2 separate regions of the Homo sapiens genome follow, and region 2 is linked to region 1. A link is a loop called in an ENCODE intact Hi-C map of the cell type or tissue named here. Cell type or tissue: natural killer cell. All regions are shown on one strand. Each heading gives the region's core, and the rest is flanking DNA. Links, peaks and the distances in the headings are about the cores only.

Region 1 (10,840 bases), core at 1,026-9,025:
AACACAAAGTCTATTCTTTGGTACAATAAAATTAAAGTAGAAATCAATAACAGAAAGATATGTAGAAACTTCCAAGTATTTGGAAATCAAATAACACTTCTAAATAATCCATAGGTTGGCTGGGCATGGTGGCTCATGCCCGTAATCCTAGCACTTTGGAAGACTAAGGTGGGCCAACATGGCGAAACCCTGTCGCTAATAAATTTATAAAAATTAGCCGGGTGTGGTGGCACACACCTGAACTCAGGAAGTGAAGGTTGCAGTGAGTGGAGATCGTGCCACTGCACTTTAGCCTGGGCAACAGAGTGAGACTTTTTGTCAAAAAAATAAAAAAATAATAAAAATAATAAAAAAAAAAGTCATGTGCATTTTTTATGTTAAAACTTTTTTTGCTAAATTAAAAAAAAAAAAAAAGAAAAAAAAAATGATGGCCGGGCACAGTGCCTCACGCCTGAAATCCCAGCACTTTTGGGAGGTCGAGGCGGGTGGATCACACGAGGCCAGGAGTTTGAGACCAGCCTGGCCAACACAGTGAAACCCCGTCCCATCTCTACTAAAAATACAAAACTTAGCTAGGCAATGGTGGTGTGTGCCTGTAGTACCAGCTACTCAGGAGGCTGAGGCAGGAGAATCGCTTGAACCTGGGAGGCGGAGGTTGCAGTGAGCCGAGACTGCACCAGTGCACTCCAGCCTGGCAACAGAGCGAGACTCCGTCTCGGGGGGAAAAAAAAAAAAAAAAAAAACCAAACTCTATCATGACCAATGGGGCTTATCCCAGGAATCCAGGGTTGTTTAATGTTCAAAAGTCAGTCAAAATAATTTACCATGTTAACAGACTAAAAAAGAAAAAACATATTTTAATATATTTTAAAAAGCACATCCAATGAAACAATCTCCATTCCTGATTAAAAACTCTCAGTAAACTAGGATTAAAAGAGAAATTCTGGAACCTGATAAAGTGCAACTATGAAAACGCACAGATCATACCACAGTTAGTGATACAAGACTAAATACTTTCTCCCTAAGACACAGGAGAAAAGCAAGAATGCCCACTCGTATCACTTCTGTTCAGCATGGTACTCGAAGTACTAGCCAGGACATTAAGGTATGAATTAGAACTCAAAGACTGGAAAGTAAATTTGTCTTTCTTTGTAAATGATATATTTGTTTAAAAAAACATCGAAATCTATAAAAATGCCATTAGAACTAATGAATGCAATTAGCAAAGTCTACGTAATTCATTATCATCACAATCATATCAGTAAGAACAAACTATATCCAAATGAAGGAGGCGTTACTTAAGAAAGGCTTTCAGGAAGACAAAGTTTCGAGAAGGCTTTTTGAGAGTAAGGGGGACAATGAATTGGCAGCCAGAAGCAGGGAGAAAATTTTACATAAGTCAAACCTTTATAGAGCATGGGGACAAAAAGAGAGAAAATAATATGGAAAACAGAGAAAAGATTGTACAGAACGCAAAGATTCAAAAGAAAGAAATGACAGTTGATAAATGGGAGCAGTAAACGAACTTGGCTGGAACAAAGGTGTTTGGATTTCACACAGTAAGGACAGGTTGCTAAAGAAAGGAAAAGAAAATAGTACGTAGGAAATGTTTTCTGGGGAGAAACTAGAAACAAGACAACTGACTAGAGAGCTATTTAAATAACCCAGAAATAGACCAAGGATGATTTAGATTCAGGATGGTGGCATGAACATAAAAATGAGAAGGTCAAAGTCCAAAGCCACAGAGAAAAGAAAAACTAAAGGATATGGCAATGTTTCCAGATTCAATGTGTCAGAATTTCAAGATTCAAGTACTGGGCAGGTGGGTTGCCAGCGACAGGGTATCCAACAGCATCACGCCTCTCCAGACGGAGGTGAAGTAGGGGCCCCTCTCCAGCCTCCAGTTACCTTTCTGAAAAGCACCCTGAATGATAAGCCCAAGGTCTGAAAAATAGGAGGTTAAAGCAAAGCAAGAGAAAATGACATGAAATACACATTTTTCAGTACAGTCAGTCAGTCTAGAGACTGTCTGCTTCCAAAGCTAACGTGCTGCATCGGTTGAGTCCCGGCTCTGGCCAGTTCAGGAAGCGCAGGCTGGCGCCACAATGTGCTAAAGCACATTGTGTCACATTGTGCTAAAGCACATTGTGCTAAAGCACATTGAGTCACAAGTTTTGGAGGACAGGTAGAGGGCCCCCTTTTTAAAGTTTTCAAACCATCCCTTACTGGCTTGAAATGTGATGTCTTTTACATCTTCATTCATTCTTCTTCTCTTTGTGATTTCTACCAAGAGCCTTTTTTACCGTTTATGTTTTGTTTTTGTTTTTTGGTGTTGTAAAAGTAGTATTTTCCCCTCTGAGCCTTTTGGCTACATACTGGGGTATGGGGCATAAAAAGATCTCCTCTTTCTGGAGCAGTCCACAGACCCACCTGCATGGTTTAAGCTGGAATCAGTAAGTATTGTGGCCTTTTGTTTAAGGCAATTGAGCCAAAATGCAAGATAAAACACTGTAAATTTTAAACATATTGGTGTAAAAATATAAAACTTGTATAGTAAAAAGAAGGTTGACAAAATTGACTAAAGAGTAGATGGTGAAATATTAACTTAAAATCTGTTGTCCATGGTACATCTAACAGGAAAGTCTTTATTTAGAAGGTCTACAGAGATAACATCTGAGTAAAACCTCTCCTCAGGAAAAGGATATTACTGAGCATGAGACACCATCAGCAGGATTTTCACAGGAGAAAGACATTTAGCTCCTCAGAGAGCAGCTGTTTCATCTTTTACTTTGGATTGCCTTCCTCCACATCAGAATCTTGTACCCAGCAAGTACCCAAGACATTTCTCTTGATATGCTGACCAGGGGGTCTCCAGGTTAGAAAGCCTGGTCCACTTCCAGTTTTTGAGGCTCGAGATATGTATATATATTTTTTTAAATAAAGACATGCCAAAACACCATTATGAAAATTCTGGGCCAGGCAGGGTGGCTCACGCCTGTAATCCCAGCACTTTGGGAGGCTGCGGATCACCTGAGGTCAGGAGTTTGAGACCAGCCTGACCAACATGGAGAAATCCTGTCTCTACTAAAAATACAAAATTAGCCGGGCGTGGTGGCACACGCCTGTGATCCCAGCTACTCGGGAGGCTGAGGCAGGAGAATCACTTGAACCCAGGAGGCGGAGGTTGCGACGAGCCGAGATGGTGCCATTGTACTCCAGCCTGGGCAACAAGAGCGAAACTCTGTCTCAAAAAAAAAAAAAAAAAACCTGGCATATTTTCAATGTACACATTTAATAAATCAACACCTTTAGGAAAAAAATTCAATGTAACTGTACTATTCACAAGAGGATTAATAAACATGTTCCCTTGTCATAAACCACAGATAGTGTTACCTGGTAAGAAGTTTAAAGGTATAATCAGTATCATCTTTCAATCCTGTGACTTTATCTCGACTGTTTACACCTACTATGTGCAAACCATTCTAGTGGGTGCCATGACAAAACAAAGTAGCATAAACTCATTTTGAGCTCAAGGTATCCAAGATGAGAACCCATGACGACTTCTTACTCTGTTGAGATACTACAAGGAACTTCCAATGAATATAGTCTACCTGTGCCCATGGGAGGAATCTGGTGGCCTTGCCCCATCAAATCTGCTACCATCTCTATTCAAGCAACTTCCATTTTTCTTTCTCCGCTGGGTGCTTCCTGTATATCTTTTAATAGATTATAGATTTTTCTTTCTTTTTTTTTTTTTTTTTGAGACAGGGTGTCACTCTGTCTCTCAGGCTGGAGTGTAGTGATGCAATCCTAGCTCACCGCAGCCTCCAACTCCTGGGCTCATGCAATCCTCCTGCCTCAGCCTTTTGAGTAGCTAGGACTACAGGCATGTGCCATCATGCTCAGTTGATGTTTAAAACATTTTTTGTAGAGATGGGGGTCTCACTATGTTGCTCAAGCTGGTCTCGAACTCCTGGCCTCAAGTGATCCTCTTACTCTGGCTTCCCAAAGTGCTGGGATTACAGGCATGAGCCACTGCACCCAGCCTGATTTTCTATCTTACTTAAAGGTGTTGCCTTCTCAACCTCGTCCTGCTTCCATTTTTCTCTGTCCTTTCTCTTCCAAACATCTTAAACTAAACTGCATTCATTACTACCATTCTCCCTATCATCACTTAGCTCCTTAGCCCTTTGTTATGTAGATCAAATACATACACAGAACTTGCAGAAATCGGCATTACCGTAAGTCAATTAACATCTTGTGAGTGTAATCAGCACTACCAGAGCATAATCACTTCTTCCCATTTGAAAAATATCAAGCTCTGAATATGCAAAGCTGAGAAACATTAGTTTAGCCAACAAGGTATGGACATCCTGCAACTGAAAGCAACTTAGCGGAAATAGAATGGAAGATGGCTAGAGATGGGGTGGATGGGGAAAGGAGACACTACTTAAGAGTAACAGGGAGAGAAAAATGGATAGGAGGAGACAGAAAAGGAAAGAGACATTGAAAACAAATAGGAGTAAATGAAGGAAAATGGGCTACATTTTTATCCAATTAATCTCCCTTTTTCAAATCTGGTTGAGAATTAAATTAGATTAATGTTAGCTCAGTGAACCACTTGGAGACTTGGAGATATGTAAAGACCTTCAAGCTGTAGGAACTGTCTTTCCCAGAACATATACCAGAGGCCCTTCTGGGTAGTCCTCTTTTCTGATTTCCTCTCTTTCACTGGTTCAGTGTCTGATCCATTTGAGATGGTATCAGCACTCACCTCAGGTGATCTAGAAGTCACTTCCTTTACACTCTCTGCTCCTACAGATAAGCTTAAATGAGTCACCACTTTCTAATTCCACCTAACATCATTTGCATGGTTATAGGTACACCACTGAAGCAAGTATATTAACTAGAAGTGACAAGTGCCGTTGTGGTTTATGATTATCTTCTCTGAATGGTACTCTATGCCTTTATGAATTCAAACATACAGATTCAGATCATTATTCTAAGGTCATTTCCTGTCCTAAACTGCAGTGGAGTAAGAGGCTGAGTCTGACATATCATGGTTCAACTGTAAGTCAGCTATTAGCCCTGTACCCTAATGCCAGCCTTGTAAAGCATACCGCTGTGCCGGTCATCTTCTCCACATACTAAAAACGCTCCCCCATGCCTCTACACAGGCTGTTCTCTCTGCCGGAAATGCCCTTTTCCTCCACAACTTAGTGTGAGTGTCACCTTCCCTGGGAAGGCTTTCTCAACCTCCCCATCGTGTTGATGACCTTCCTTTTCATCCCCGCAGCACCTCTTGTACTGTCTATTACAGCACTTATTACACTAAATGGCACTCATCTGTGTCCACATCTGTCTCACCCACCTGGCTGTGCATTCCTTGGGAACAAAGATCTCCTTTCGCCCCACCTCTGTAGTCCTGGCTCCTAGCACAGCATTCAGCATGTCTATGCATTCAAATGTTTAGTGAGAGCGTCATCATGTCAAGCCCAAGCATAATTTCTTTTCTTTTTTTGGAGACGGAGTCTTGTTCTGTCACCCAGGCTGGAGCTTAATGGTGCAATCTCAGCTCACTGCAACCTCTGCCTCCCGGGCTCAAGCAACCTTCCTGTATCAGCCTCCCGAGTAGCTGGGACTACTGGCGCGCACTACTACAACCAGCTAATTTTTTTTTTTTTTGTAGAGATGGGTTTCACCATGTCACCCAGGCTGGTCTCGAACTCCTGGACTCAAGTGACCTGCCTGCCTTGGCCTCCCAAAGTGCTGGCATTACATGCATGAGCCACCAAGCTTTGCCTAAAATGAGGTTTTTTAGAAATTCTATTTTAAATTCTCTTTCTTAACTTCATTTGAAAAAATATTTATTGAGGACCTACTATGTGCAACTCACAGTGCTAGATGTTGGTGACACAAATGTGAATAAAACAGAGTATTTTTATTCATGTAGCTATTTTCCAGAAGGGGAAATATAATATACAAATTAAATAATTATACAATTGATATCTTCTAATGTGGGGCGGGGTGATTAGGAAGTCATTAAAGAGGAGACACACACACTGAGCTCAGGATTGAAGAGGCATTAACTAAGGTTGGGCCTGCGGGCTTCCAGCTGTGAGAATAGTATGCTCAAGGAAGGGACCTTGGGTAGTGAAGAACACACATTTCCGGAACTTGAAGAGGGTCAGTATGGTGAGAGTACACTCAGCAAGGGGGAAGACAGTAGGAAAAGAGGCAGGGGACGCTGGCAGAAGCTTCACTGGGCAGTCAGTGAAAAAGGCAAGAACAAGAATTCAGGTTCTTATCAGGGTCTTTAGGCCTCACTGACAGTTTTGTTTTTGAGACAGGGTCTCACTCTGTCACCCACACTGGAGTGTGGTGGCGCAATCTCGGCTGACTGCAACCTCTGCCTCCAGGCTCAAGCTAGCCTCCCACCTCAGCCTCCTGAGTAGCTGGGACTACAGGCAGGCACCACCACGCCCAGCTAATTTTTGTATTTTTTGCAGAGACAGGGTTTTGCTATGTTGCCCAGGCTGGTCTTGACCTCCTGAGCTCAAGATATTCACCCACCTCAGCTTCCCAAAGTGCTGGGATTACAGGCACGAGCCTGTGCACCCAGTTATTAACAGTTTTAAGTAGGGGAGAAATATGATCAGATTTACACTTGCTTTTTAAGTAAATGTTTTAAATTAAGATATACACAGAACACATCTGTAGTTTTAAAAGATTATTCTCACTACAGTTTCAACAATTCTCTGAAGTAGAGAAGTTCCTACTTGCAAAAGAAAAAACTAAGACTCTGCAAAGCTAAGTAACTTACTTCAAGTTATTTATTTAACAAACATTTGAGTGTCTACGATATGACAGACACAGTACAGTATGTGCCTAGGGATGCAAAGATGACTACAATAGTCTCACTTAAGAAATTTGCAATCCAGCAGGAGAGACAGATTAAGAAACATGATATAATGTAGTCTATGTCAGAAATGAGTAAAGTCTAAGAGAACAGAGAGAAATTCAATCTTCCTAGGAAGAATTAACCATTTCACCTGTGTGTTAAAGGGGTATTTTTTTTTCCATACTGTAGTTTTTGAATTTTCAGTCATTCCTGCGCTTGGCACCCAGTATGCACTCAAGCAAATGTCAGCAATACAAATGAATCCAGGACTTTTGACTCCTAATTCAGAGACTCTCCAACTCTGCCCGAATTCTGGAAGACTTGCATTAATTACAATAATTATGGAACTATTTTGGAGCTCTACTTTTGAAGCTGCTTTCGGAGCCTGTTTATAAACCACAAAGAAAGTCAGTCTTATTAAAACTGTCAAACTTCATTAATGACCCAACCTGAAAATCCATAACAATATCTAAACATAGTTTTTTTTTTTTTTTTTTAAAGAAAATCTCCAAACACATCGAGTGGTATATGTTAAATACCTAAAGCTTTTAGTATGTCAGTCATACCTCAATAAGGTGGTTTGGGGGAAAAAGAAAGCACAAATCGACATTCAGAGGATGGTGAAATGCTCCCATGAAGACAACCAAGCAAATATACCATATACACCTTCGTAATTCATGATCTCTGTACTCAAAGGACTTACATTTCAGTTTCTAACTAGAAAGACAAAGCATAGCACATAAAAAGAATAAAAGAGAATAGAAGGTAACATTTGTTCATTTATTTAAAACATTTACACACTGCCTACTACTACACAACTGGTCAGAAACTGTTCTAGGGATACAAAGCGGGTAAGATAAATGCCTGCCTTCAAGAAACTCAGTCCTATGGGGAAGTCAACAATACACAGGCCAGACATGGTGGCTCACGCCTGTAATCCCAGCACTTTGGGAGGCTAAGGCAGGCAGATTGCTTGAGCCTGGGAGATCCAGACCAGCCTGGGCAACATAGTGAGACCTCATCTCTACAAAACATGAGCCAGGTGTGGAGGTGCGTGTCTGTAGTTCCAGCTGTTCAGGAGGCTGAGGTGGGAGGACTGCTTGAGCCCAGGAGATGGAGGTTGCAATGAGCCATGTTTATGCCACTGCACTCCGGCCTGGGTGACAGAGTAAGACCCTGCCTCAACAAAAAAAAAAAAAAAAAAAAAAAAAAATACAATACACAGCGTTGCTATTAAGCAGGTACACACAAATGAGAACACTGAGGCTGTGTACAGCTGCCATCAATTCTAATTCATCAGACACCGATTCTTATTGGTTCATGCTTTATCTGTTGTTAAATATTGTAATATTACCTCTGATTATAACGCAAATTGGTAAAGACCGTAAGTAATCACTATATGAAAAAAACAATGACACCAAAAAAATTGTTAAAAGTTTTCAGAGAATATGACGAGAACTTAAATTTTAATCTTAGGGTCCCCCTTTGATCTTGGGGTCCCCTTGTGTTTCTTGGCAAGGAAGGTTGGCACATTTGGATAAGGAAGCTGGTTCTAGGTGAGGGGAATAGTAGCCAAAAGACCAGTGGCTGGAAGTACCCAGGTATGGCCCTTCAACTATGTGGAGAGCATGGTTTAGAGTTGTGCTGTCCAACATGGTAGCCACTAGCCACATGTGGCTACTGAGCACTTGAAATGTGGTTACTCTGAACTGAGATGTCTATGAGCGAAAAATACACTCCAGATTTCAAAGGCTTAACTAGAAAAAAGAATGTAAAGTATCTCATTAATAATTTTTACCAATTACCTATTTAAATGTTAATATTTTGGATATACTGAAGTCAATAAAATGCTATAAAAATCAATTTCACCCCTTTCTACTTTTTTAATGTAGCTACTAGAAAATCTATACATATGTGGCTCATATTTGTGGCTTACATTCTATTTCTATTGGACAGTGCTAGTCCAGAAACTTTAAATAACAAGCTAAAGCATTTAAACCCTCTAGGCAATGAAACACCATTGAAGGCTTTCAAACTGTAGTGCCTGTGGTCGATTTGGGAGGGAGCAGGAAACATAAACAAAGCACTGTTTCAGGAAGATCAGTGTGGGGGCAATCTGTAGGGGTGAGACACTGGAGGCAGTTGTCAATGTCAACAGGCTGCAAAATGTCAAAGGGTAAGTAGGCTCAGCTGGAAAGTATACAACGTCTTTAGAAGCCCCATGCTGGGTGGAGGGAGGAGTAAGAAATCAAGAGCAGGTTGAAATACGGAAGAATAACAGCTGCAAGTGCTGACCCCAGCCTGGACAACCAAGGTGCAATACTTGTGGGACTTAGTGAGCTTAGCACAGTTTAGTTTAGATCTAGTCTGGCTTAGTGATAAGGGATTCCATGCAGAGGTACAATTCAGAACAGGATTGGTGTCCTCTTCAGCAATTTTGGAATCTATCTCACTGTGGCAAGACTTCCAACAGTGAGATCAAGTCCCAGAGGAGACACTGAGGACGTAGGCAAGGCTACCAGAAACTACAGGATAGGCTGGGTGCGGTGGCTCACGCCTGTAATCCCAGCACTTTGGGAGGCTGAGGCAGGTGGATCACAAGGTCAGGAGTCCAAGACCAGCCTGGCTAATATGGTGAAACCCCATCTTTACTAAAAATACAAAAATTAGCCAGGTGTGGTGGTGCGCACCTGTAGTCCTAGCTACTCGAGAGGCTGAGGCAGAAGAATTGCTTGAACCCAGGAGGCAGACGTTGCAGTGAGCCGAGATCACGCCACTACACTCCAGCCTGGGCAACAGAGCGAGACTCTGTCTCAAAAAAAAAAAAAACCCAAAAACAAAAAAACTACAGGACAGCAATAAATAACAAAAGCAAAAGCCCAGACTTACAACACAGCCTACAAATATTTACTGGAAGTCTGTTGTATGCCTGACACTTGGCCAGGCTCTGGAGATACACTGAGATTCAGGACCAAAACAGACATGGTCCTGAATCATGAATTGTGGTGACAGCTATGAAAAAATAACAGGAGCTCTGCCAGTCTTAACTGAGGGTGGATGGGGGTAGTGGGACGAGAGCATAAAGGAGGGCCTTTCTGAGGTGACAATTTAATCTGAACCTGAAGTTAGCTGGGTAAAAGCTAGTGGGGAGCAGAGCAAGGACAGCCCAAGCCAAGAGAGTGGTGCAGGTGTATACAAAAACAAAAGCCTTAAGGCCGGAAAAGGCTTGGGCAATTTGAGGAACTGAAAGAAGGACCTTGCAGTTAAGATGCTCAGAGAGGAGGATGGGGTGTAAAAGAAGTGAGAGAAGGTTGGGGAGGCCAGAACACACAGAGCCTCATAGGATAAAAAGTAAAATCCCAAACCGGCCTGAGTGCAATGGGAAGTCATAGAAGGGTTTTGACCACAAGGAAATGCTACAATCCTAAAGGGGTTCTAAGTGCTCCAACTACCCATGCTCCTCTCAGGTCGCTGGATCCGGGCTGGCTTGGTAGCAAAGGGGCAGCAGCCAGTATCGTAACTAAGTAGCAGGATTCCAGGTTTGAAATAACAGAGTTTATTATATGGCCCTCCAAATGCTCCAGGGTTGCAAACTTGAGAGGATGATGGCACCACTGAAAAACACTAATAATAACTATAATTATAAATTATAGAATAATAATTAATAGAAACTAACGATAATAGAAACTAATACTAATGGGAGGCATTACTTGACTTTCAACATACTGAGTACGAAGAAGTAGCAAAGAATGCCAGCCGGGCGCGGTGGCTCATGCCTGTAATCTCAGCACTTTGGGAGGCTGAGGTGGGCAGATCACCTGAGGTCAGGAGTTCCAGATCAGCCTGGCCAACATGGTGAAATGCTGTCTCTACTAATAATACAAAAATTAGCCAGATTTGGTGGTGTGCGCCTGCAATCCCAGCTACTTGGGAGGCTAA
Region 2 (10,840 bases), core at 1,160-9,159, 74 kb before region 1:
TCCTTGAGTTTTCAGGAGTGCTGATCAGGTATTCTGCAGAACATTCCGCTAGTGGAATTTGTCTGATGTTTTTCTCATGATTAGACTGGGATAATGGGTTTTAGGGAAGACAACTAGAAATTGAAGTGCCATTTCCTCACATCGTACCAAGGGTACAAAGTATAAAAATGACTTATCACTGTTGATGTTGACTTGATTGCCTGACTTTAGGGTTCTCCACTGTGTGAATCCACACTTTAAGAGTGGAAAGTTATGCTCCACATCCTTGAGGATAGAGTATTTACTAAACTTTTTGCAATTATTCCACTCAGGAGGTTACAATGGTGGTTTTAAACCACTAAGTTTTGATGTGATGTAACAGACATCAAGATATCTGAAACACAATCAAATTTTTCACCATCTCCCATCGCATATTACCTGTTTTTTTTTTTTTTTTTTTTTTTTTTTGAGACGGAGCTTTGCTCTTGTTGCCCAGGCTGGAGTACAATGTCACGGTCTCGGCTCACCACAACCTCCGCCTCCTGGGTTCAAGTGCTTCTCCTGCCTCAGCCTCCCGAGAAGCTGGGATTACAGGCACATGCCACCATGCCTGGCTAATTTTTTGTATTTTCAGTAGAGACAGGGTTTCTCCATGTCGGTCAGGCTGGTCTCGAACTCCCAACCTCAGGTGATCCGCTCGCCTCGGCCTCCCAAAGTGCTGGGATTACAGGCATGAGCCACCGTGCCCGGCACATTACCCCTTATATGCTATACACAGTTCCCTCTGCATATAATAGCCTTCTCCCCCTCACCCATTCAACAACAAACCAATAAAAACCATGAAACCCGTCTTTCTACAATGCCCAGTTCAAGTGTTCCCTCTCCATTGTGGACTTCCTTCCAGAAAGAATTCATTGCTTTGCCCTAGGCACATATTTAATATCGGTATCATAGCCTGTATGGTATGGTTACCTCCCTCAACTAGGTTAAAAGTGCCCGAAATGCAGAGACCATGTCTTACATAAATCACTTTGCATGCCTGTACCTACGACATCAGCAACTAGTAGGTGCCCAATAAATGTTTGTTGCATTAAAAAAACTGAATGACTATAAAAGTATGTCATTTTTGATAATATCTCAATAAAAAGAAGAGATGATACAAATAAACAGCTTAGTTCAGCATGTGTCAGTAAATCCACAATAGAGCTGAAACCTCCCAGTAATGTACAGTTCCACTATGTGACAGCGAAACCAGACACTAAGAAAAATGAGCATTACATTTAACCAGTCAAAGCCACATGTGACAGATAAAATAGTAGTATCTGTTTTCAGATCAGTGTGATAATATAAGCACATAAATGCCAAATAAAATAGGTCACATGAATTTCTCTCTACGGGAATCAGGCCAATGAAGCATATACATATCTGTGCCTCCGGATTTTACAGAATATATATATATATATATATATTTTTTTTTTTTTTTTTTTTTTTTTTTGAGACAGAGTCTTGCTCTGTCCCCCAGGCTGGAGTGCAGTGGCGCGATCTTGGCTCACTGCAAGCTCCGCCTTCCAGGTTCACGCCATTCTCCTGCCTCAGCCTCCCAAGTAGCTGGGACTACAGGCGCCTGCCACCATGCTCGGCTAATTTTTTTGTATTTTTAGTAGAGATGGCGTTTCACTGTGTTAGCCAGGATGGTCTCGATCTCCTGACCTCGTGATCCACCCGCCTTGGCCTCCCTAAGTGCTGGGATTACAAGCTTGAGCCACTGCGCCCAGCCTTTTTTTTTTTTTTTTTGAGATGGAGTCTCACTCTGTTGCCCAGGCTGGAGTACAGGGGCATGATCTTGGCTCACTGCAACCTCTGCCTCCCATGTTCAAGCAATTCTCCTGCCTCAGCCTCCCAAGTAGCTGGGACTACAGGCCCCTCGCCCTCGCCCTCGCCCTCGCCTCGCCTTTATTGAGATGGAGTTTCACACTGTCACCCAGGCTGGAGTGCCGTGGTGTGATCTTGGCTCACTGCAACCTCTGCCTCCTGGCTCCGTCCCGTCCCGTCCCGTCTCGTCTCGTCTTTATTGAGATGGAGTTTCACACTGTCACCCAGGCTGGAGTGCAGTGGTGTGATCTTGGCTCACTGCAACCTCTGCCTCCTGGGTTCAACTGATTCTCCTGCCTCAGCCTCCCGAGTAGCTGGGATTACAGGCACAGCTGGGATTACAGGTGCACACTAACAGGCCCAGCTAATTTTTGTATTTTTAGTAGAGATGGGGTTTTGCTATGTTGGCCAGGCTAGTCTCAAACTCCTGACCTCAAGTCATCTGCCTGCCTCGGCCTCCCAAACTGCTGGGATTACAGGCGTGAGCCACTGCACCCAGTCACAGAAGGTAATTTTCATATTTAACCTCTAAAAATATGGAACAATAAGACAGATCCATGGGTAACTCTGTTAATTTGATTCAATTTTATCTCTCACATACACAGCAGAAAAATTAAATAAGCCCTGAAGTGGTCCTTGGGAAAAATGTAAGAAATATTCACTGTTCCTCCAAAGGATATGTTCAGAGGCATCTGAAGTTTTACATTAACAAAAACTCTGTCAACTTGTCTTCCTTCAGCATTTACAATAGAAGCTTTCACAACAATAGCAGAACTCTCTTTGAGAAATTTGTTAGGTCATACAAAATTGCAATCTGGTGACCATTCAGGGAAAAAAAGCTCGTTCTAAACTGATGTGAAATTTAACATTCTTTCTTCCTGCCTCCACTTTAAGTGGTTGGAGCTCCAATAATTAAAACAAAGAATAAATAATAGTTTAAGGAGTCAATTCTGTGTATCAACACCCAACACAGTTCCTAGCACACAGTAGGTGCTCAATAAATATGTGCTGAATTAATCAGGAGAGAGGAGGGGAGGAAAGGAGGCAAAAATAAGGAATTATGCTTGTGCATAATTCAGGAATGATCTATAATCTGTTTACAGCAGTCTTTTAGAAACCATCACCTGCTTTATATCTTTCTGGCAGAGAAAAAAAAAAAAATCCCTAAACTCAAGAGGTCAAAGTCTACAATTCCCAACTCCCGAAGAATATATAATCCTAATCCATCTCTGAACTTCAATAAACATCTCTCTCCAAGAAAATGTTACGGAAGATGCTGCACAGTTTCAGAGAGCACTCTTCAAGAGGAACAGCAAAATTCACTTCCTCCAATAAGACTTCTATACCGCGCTGGGCACAGTGGCTCAGCCTGTAATCCCAGCACTTTGGGAGGCTGAGGCGGGCGGATCACGAGGTCAGGAGATCGAGACCTTCCTGGCTAACACGCTGAAACCCCGTCTCTACTAAAAAATACAAAAAATTATCTGGGCAAAAAATTATCCGGGCGTGGCGGCAGGCGCCTGTCAAGTCCCAGCTACTCGGGAGGCTGAGGCAGGAGAATGGCGTGAACCCGGGAGGCGGAGCTTGCAGTGACCCGAGATCGCACCACTGCACTCCAGCCTGGGCAACAGAGCGAGACTCTGTCTCAAAAAAAAAGACTTCTATACCAACCCTGCCCATCCATAAGGGCTCCTGATCTATACTTGCACAACTTACCTGGATATTTTGTAAACCATATTGACCGTTTATTCATTTGTTAACTATTTTTTTTTTTTTTTTTTTTTTTTAGACGGAGTCTCCCTGTCGCCCAGGCTGGAGTGCAGCGGCGCAATCTTGGCTCACTGCAAGCTCCACCTCCCGGGTTCACGCCATTTTCCTGCCTCAGCCTCCCGCGGGGGACTACAGGCATCCGCCACCTCGCCCGGCTAATTTTTTTTTTTTGCATTTTTAGTAGAGACGGAGTTTCACCGTGTTAGCCAGGATAGTCTGGATCTCCTGACCTCGTGATCCGCCCGCCTCGGCCTCCCAAAGTGCTGGGATTACAGGCGTGAGCCACCGCGCCCGGCCAATTCATTTGTTAACTATTCTTAGCACCTTCGCTACAACTGCAATTCCAAGCCTTTCCTCTTAATAGGAAATCAAAACTTGTCATTTCAAGTCTTCAACTGTGTACTCTACACTCTACCAACTACAATGACTTCTCTTTCGAAGGCAATACAAAGAAAAGCTGAACCCACTTCCTTTCTTTCTTTCCTCCTCCAAAACTCCCTCCGCCATTAAACAAGAGTCAGAAGAGCAGGATTTGGGCCTGAGCTCAGGCATTACTGCAGTACGAGGCCCGTTAAGCCTGGGAATCTGAGAAACCTTTTTCTAACTGCACTCTGCCTTCCTCAACCCATTTCTTCCCTCTTTTCTCAAACATGCATAGTCCTCTTCCATTTAAAAAAAATCTTTCACTTGAACTTAATCCTCCTCCTCATTGTTCTCTCTTCCATTTATTTCCAAATGTCCTAAAATTGGGTGGTGGACTATAGTCATAACTCATTTTTAAAAATCATTTAATTTCTCTTTAACCCATAAAATTTGGTTTCTGCACCTCCTACTCCAATTAAATGGCACCCTTGAACACCAGTAAGTTCTTTTTAGAAACTATCATAGAAAATTTAAAACATGTACAAAGTAAATACAAATAAACTCCTATGTACCCATCACAACACTTCAATAGTTGCCAACATTCTGCCATTCCTGCTTCATCTATACTTCCATGTATTCTCCACTCCATTTGATTGTCAGTTTCACCACATAAAACATACCTACACTGTAACCATTTTTATTGTAATTATAAACAATTGCACCCCTATCAGACACAGAACATCTCCATCACCCCCTAGAAAGTTTTCTCATATCCTTTCTCTTTAATTAGTTCTTAAACAAATCCAGGTGTCTTTTCTCACTTGTCAACCTCCTTGATTCTTGGCAGCATCTGAAGTTACTGAGTGAGCCTTTCTCTTGAAATTCCCCTTTTGATTTCTATGATGCAAAAGGATCTCAATCCATCCTCGAGTCACATCAGTTTTGGCGCCAAAATACACCTCAAGTCTGTCTTTCCTCCACTTCCAGTAACACCCATGAATGTAGTCCTACCCGAACAGCTGCACGTGCCTTCTCACCAGGCTCCCTGCTTCCACTCTTACCTCTTTCCAATCCACTGTCCAGACAGCAGACAGAGCCACCTCTTAAAATGCAAATCCTACACATCACATCACTCCTCGAGTGAACAGCCTTCAATGGCTGCCCTAGGCATGGAGAATAGGTCCACGTTGCACACTGTGGCCTCTGAGGTCTTGCAAGGTCTCTGTCTCTCTCTCTAACCTCCTGTCACACTTGGCCCACAGGTTTCTGAGAGTTCTTAGAAGAGGCCAAGGGCTTTTGCAGCTGTTTCCTGTGTCTAGAACACTGTTGCTTCAGCTCTCCACACAGCTGGCTCCCTTGCCCATTAGCTTCAGCTGAAATGTCCCCGTCTCAGAGAGACCTTCCTTGACTAGCTACGCTCTTCCTCCCAGCTGCCCTGCATGACATGGCTTTATTTTTTTCATAGTACTTACCATCATTTATAATTATTATCTTTATTTATATTTATTCATGTCTCCCACTAAAATGAAACCGCCTTGAGAGTAGGAACCATGTATTTTTGGTTCACTGTTGTATCCCATGATAACACGTGCTTAATAATTATTTATTGAAGGCCAGGCGCAGTGGCTTACACCTATAATTCCAGCACTTTGGGAGACTGCGGCAGGAGAATCACTTGAGCCCAGAAGTTCGAGACCAGCCTGGGCAACACAGCAAGACTCTGTCTCTACCAAAAAAAAAAAGAGAGCCAGGTGTGGTGGCACACACCTGTGGTCCCAGCTACTTGGGAGGCTGAGGTGGGAGAATTGCTTGAGGCTGGGTGGTTGAGGCTGCAGTGAGCTGTGAGCTGTGAGCTGTGAGCCGTGAGCCGTGAGCCGTGAGCCGTGAGCCGTGATCATACCACCACACTCCAGACTTGGTGACAGAGAAAGATCCAGTCTCAAAAAAAATATATTGAACAAAAATAAATTCAGCTGAAAATCACTTTTTGGTAAAAAATTCTCTACTTTTCCTCAAAACCTACTACCTTTCCTAATGGCCTTCTGTTAACAGACATCCACAAACTATGTAACCACAGCAAAATGACAAATTCCAGCCATACATTAAATCATTCCAAATATAAGATTTTATTGATTGATTGATTTACACCCTCGGAGGAGGAGAATGGACTGACCCCTGCGAGATGAGATCAGCCTCCAAATATAAGATTTTAAACAAAAGCAAACATCAGGAGGAAAAACATAAGAGCCTGAGTTAAACTAAGGCTGATGAAGTTGAAGTTATAATCTAATTTATAACAGAAGCATCCACTTAGTGCAAGTATAAAAAGAATGTTCTCTTATTCTTGAGTCTAATTCATTCTGAACTGATAAACTATTCAGTAATTGAAAAATCAAGAAAGCTAGTCATTTATTTTTCCAAAAAGAAGTTGAAAACTGAGTTTATGGCACAGTAATATATTCTATACCAGTCTAATTACATGTTCACCAAGCAATCTCCCAATTATACCTTCTCTTTCCAGGGAGAAAATGTACTAGCCAGAAATCCAATCTTCCTTTTTTTTGAGGCAGGGTCTGGCTTTGCTGCCCAGGCTGGAGTGCAGTGGCATGATCACAGCTCACTGCAGCGTCAACAGCCCTGGGTACAAATGATCCTCCTACCTCAGCCTCCTGAGTAGCTGGGACTGCAGGCATGCACCACCATGCCCAACTAATTTTTGTATTTTTTGGAGACAGGGTTTTGTCATGTTGCCTAGGCTGGTCTCGAAGTCTTGAGCTCAAGCAATCTGCCCACCTCGGACTCCCAAAGTGCTGGGATTGCAGGCATGAGCCCCAATCTTCCTTAACATTATATTTCACTATCAATTAGTAAATTAGGATCTTGAGGAAGGGTGTATATGTACCTCAGAAATTCTGGGGTGTGTGTATCTTGGGTGTCCTGGGTATGTGTGCCTCTGTGTGTGTGTGTGTGAGGGAGATTCCTAGATCGTGTGTGTACCTCACAGGCTCTGACTAACCCTACATCAGATTCAGGGTCTAAATGAGTCTGATGAAAACCTATATGCTTCTGCTTTAGCTACGGAAAGAAGAAAGAAATCTGGTGATATGGGAAAGGAAAACTAAGAGGACAGGATGACATCTGTCCCTCCACCCAAGCCACGGACTAGATCATAGCCCCGCAGAGGGGGCATTCAGAAAGAAATGGAAAGAGTTGTTTTCAGAGCTCCCAGGAAGAGCTACAGACAATTCTGAATGGACAGAGAGGGAAGTAAAAGTAATACTAAGGGTCTCATGTAACTATGTTAAGAAGCAGCCAAGGAAAATCAGCACATGGAGCCAGATATAGACAAAAATATAGATAAATATTTATATATAGGATTTATATATAGGATTAATATATATTTATTTTTATTTTATTTATTATATATATTTACATACAAGATTTGATGATGATAACACTCCTTAGGCTCTAGATTGAAAAAACAAAGCAAACAAATTACCATTTAAAAATTTATAATATGTAGCCATAAAAAAGAATTAAATCATCCAGGCATGGTGGCTCATGCCTGTAATCCCAGTACTTTGGAAGACCTAGGTGGGTGGAGTGCTTGAGATCAGAAGTGTGAGACCAGCCTGGACAACAAAGTGAGACCCCGTCTCTACAAAAAATACAAAAATTAGCCAGGTTTGGTGGTGTGCACCTGTAGTCCCAGCTACTCAGGAGGCTGAGGTGGGAGGATGGTTTGAGCCTGGGTGGCAGAGGCTGCAATGAGTCAAGATCGTATGACTGCACTCCAGCCTGGGCAATAGAGCCAGGCCCAGTCTAAAAAAAAAAAAAAAAAAAAAAAAAAAAATTAAATAACGTCCTTTGTAGCAACAGGGATACAGCTGAAGGCCATTATCCTAAATGAATTAACACAGAAACAGAAAACCAAATGCTGCATGTTCTCACTTATAAGTGGGAGCTAAACACTGGGTACATGTGGACATAAAGATGGAAACGGTGGACACTGGGGACTCCAAAAGGGAGAGGGAGGGAAGGGAACAAGGGTTCAAAGACAAGCTCTTGGGTACTATGCTCACTACCTGAGTGATGGAATCACTTGTACCCCAAGCCTCAGCATCACACAACATACTCATGCAACAAACCTGCACGTGTACCTCTAAATCTAAAATAAAATAAAATAAAATTTGTAATAGAAAAACACCTAAAAATTATCAGTGACTGCCTCTGTGCAGCAGGAACAGGGGACCAGCTTTGACTCCTGACTTTATATACTTCTGATTTTTTATAAGCCTATAGTAACTTTCGTAACAAACTTTAAAAGACATAGTATTAGTGTTCTAAAAATAAATTATAAAGTTCTCTGTAGTTCAGTAAAATTGTTTTAAATTAGCATATAGGATTAAAAAGTATACTGAAAAGAAAAAATATTTCTCAATCTTATGTTAGGTTCTAATTTAACTCAATCGAATTTTTACAGTCATGTAAAATGAAATACCCATTCTACTCATCCACAGCCTCTACTGTTCAATTTCTACCCAAACTGTACCTTTCAGTAATTTACTGACCTTGGAACTGCTTTCTTCCGATACTTCTCCCTCATTGGTTTGCATGGGAACAGATTTTGTGCAAAACTCTGCAGAAACACAAAAATACTGCCTAAAAGAAGAGAGAAGAAAAAAGTATGTAAGGAATTCAGGGCAAAAAAATTTTTTTTTCAAAGGTTTAGACTGAAATTCTCTCAATAAGGCCACAGATACTGTGAAGTAACTTTGAGTAACTTTGTGTGTGTGTGTGTGTCTATGCACATGCATCTTAAAGGTAAGAAAGGGAGGGAGAGAAGCAGGGAGGGAATGTTTCCCATCTTGGGGGAGAAGGGTAGATAGGAAAGGTTTCCAGCATTGGGATATTAATAGCTCTAGATTTCTTTCCCTATTTTATTTGGCTTTTGGCAGAGGTGGTGGTGAAATTCTTACAGCAGACACTGACCTGCAAGAAAGTATGGCAGTGAGCAAAGCGGCGCACCTGTTGTTCCGCCCCTGCAGGTCACAGTGCCTGGGTATTAGGCTAAGGCTATTGGAATTGGCAGGGTTTCCCGGGCTTATAATTTATGAATAACGTTCCTGCTTTCTTTATAACTGAAATTAAAGTACACTATAATGGCTGGCCCCACTTTTCATTTTTAGGAAATGTGCTTAATAAACTAAATGTCAGTTCATTTATTTTTATATGAGACTATTTATAGGGCAAGACAGTAAAAAGTAATTAAGTTTTCCTCAAAGAATAAAATGAGTCAAGAAAAAGTTTGTTAAAATTTTATGAATTAAAATGTACCAAAAGGAAACTACTAAAAATTTATGCAACATTTTCAAGAATTCATTACATATGTAATTATTGAGGAATATTTTTTTTTTTTTTGAGACACAGTCTTGCTGTGTCGCCCAGGCTGCAGTGCAGTGGTGAGAGTTTGGCTCACTGCAACCTCCACCTCCTGGGTTCAAGCGATGCTCCTGCCTCAGTCTCCCAAGTAGCTGGGACTACAGGCGCCTGCCACCACACCCGGCCGATTTTTGTATTTTTAGTAGAGACAGGGTTTCACTATGTTGGATAGACTGGTCTTGAACTCCTGACCTCGTGATCCGACCGCCTCAGACTCCCAAAGTGCTGGGATTACAGGCGTGAGCCACCGCTCCTGGCCCTATTGAGGAATAATTATTCAAATGACACAAATCTCCATTATAATACAGGTATGAATATTTACAAACCTATCAGCTACTCTAAAGCTCATAGCTACAAAACATAAAAACTAAAAAAGGCCAGGTGCAGTGGCTCATGCCTATAATCCCAGCAATTTGGGAGGCTGAGGCAGGTGGATGGCTTGAGCTAACGCGTTCAAGACCAGCCTGGGGGCGAAACCCCACCTCTACCCAAAATACAAAAATTAGCCAGGCGTGGTGACACATGTATGTGGGCCCAGCTACTTGAGAGGCTGAGGTGGGAGGACTGGTTGAGTCCAGGAGGTCAAGGCTGCAGTGAGCTGTGATCACACCACTGCACTCCAGCCTTGGCAACAGAGTGAGACCCTGTCTCAAAAAAAAAAAAAAAAAAAGGTAAAAAGATGCTGGTAGTGTATGTTTTTTGTGTGTGCAAGAAAAATCTATTAATGCACAACGCTTGATGATCTGTTTTGGTGTAGGCTTCTCTATAACCAGCCAAGACTCAAGGCTAAGAAGGCACTTCCAGGAAGCTGTTGCCTCATCTACTGGGTGGGAAGGGGTTACCAAAATATCTACTTTGCTCACCCACCTAGCAAGGTCTTGTTGGGAACAAATGCATATTTATGTGATGTGAAGTGTAAAATCAGTACAGTAGAAGCTCTCAATTGATATCCATTCACTTGCTCCCAGCTTAATCAACATTGCCCATCCTCTCTGTAAAACACATGAGGGATGCTCACAGCAAGTGAAAATAGGCTTTCTCTAGTTGATTTTGTCCCTCACCTATTTATCACAGTTGTGCAAAAAAAAAAAAAAAAAGTTCTCTTTCTATAAAAATTAGGTTGATAGCATTGGAAAAACTCAATAACTTATCCAGAAAGATTTTATGTGTAATTTGCTTCACAGATGTCTTTAAGTTCTCCTACTTCACTGAAACAGAGACTGCATTTCTCTGTTTCATTATAGGCATAGCTGAACCAGATGATGCATTATAGGCATAGCTGAACCAGAAAAACTCCTTGGAACTCCATTCATGCTTGCAGGCCTGTGCTCAGCACACTCCTTGGTCTGGTGCTGTACTGTCTGCTTCCTCCAGACCCACGCTCCATTCTCCGCCTAACTGTGTGCCCCAGGGG

The links. Peaks named below come from ENCODE experiments on the same cell type or tissue, not always from the same donor. Only the 100,000 strongest peaks of a DNase experiment are listed, where the experiment ranks them.
Region 2: a loop joins it to region 1, with 2.1 times the contacts of the local background. A loop is called at or near these places in 11 of 110 quality-filtered maps.

What each region holds. Positions count from the first base shown.
Region 1 is chr22:40,049,719-40,060,558 of GRCh38, reverse strand. It overlaps a transcript of TNRC6B not described here. Among named protein-coding and RNA genes, the nearest start is that of TNRC6B-DT, 11 kb to the right of the region's middle. In natural killer cell, for the core only: no CTCF peak of the experiment used is centred there; DNase peaks (open chromatin) are centred at 2,078, 4,808 and 9,022; H3K27ac peaks cover 1,367 bases.
Region 2 is chr22:40,123,578-40,134,417 of GRCh38, reverse strand. It overlaps a transcript of TNRC6B not described here. Among named protein-coding and RNA genes, the nearest start is that of TNRC6B, 49 kb to the left of the region's middle. In natural killer cell, for the core only: no CTCF peak of the experiment used is centred there; a DNase peak (open chromatin) is centred at 5,237; H3K27ac peaks cover 1,207 bases.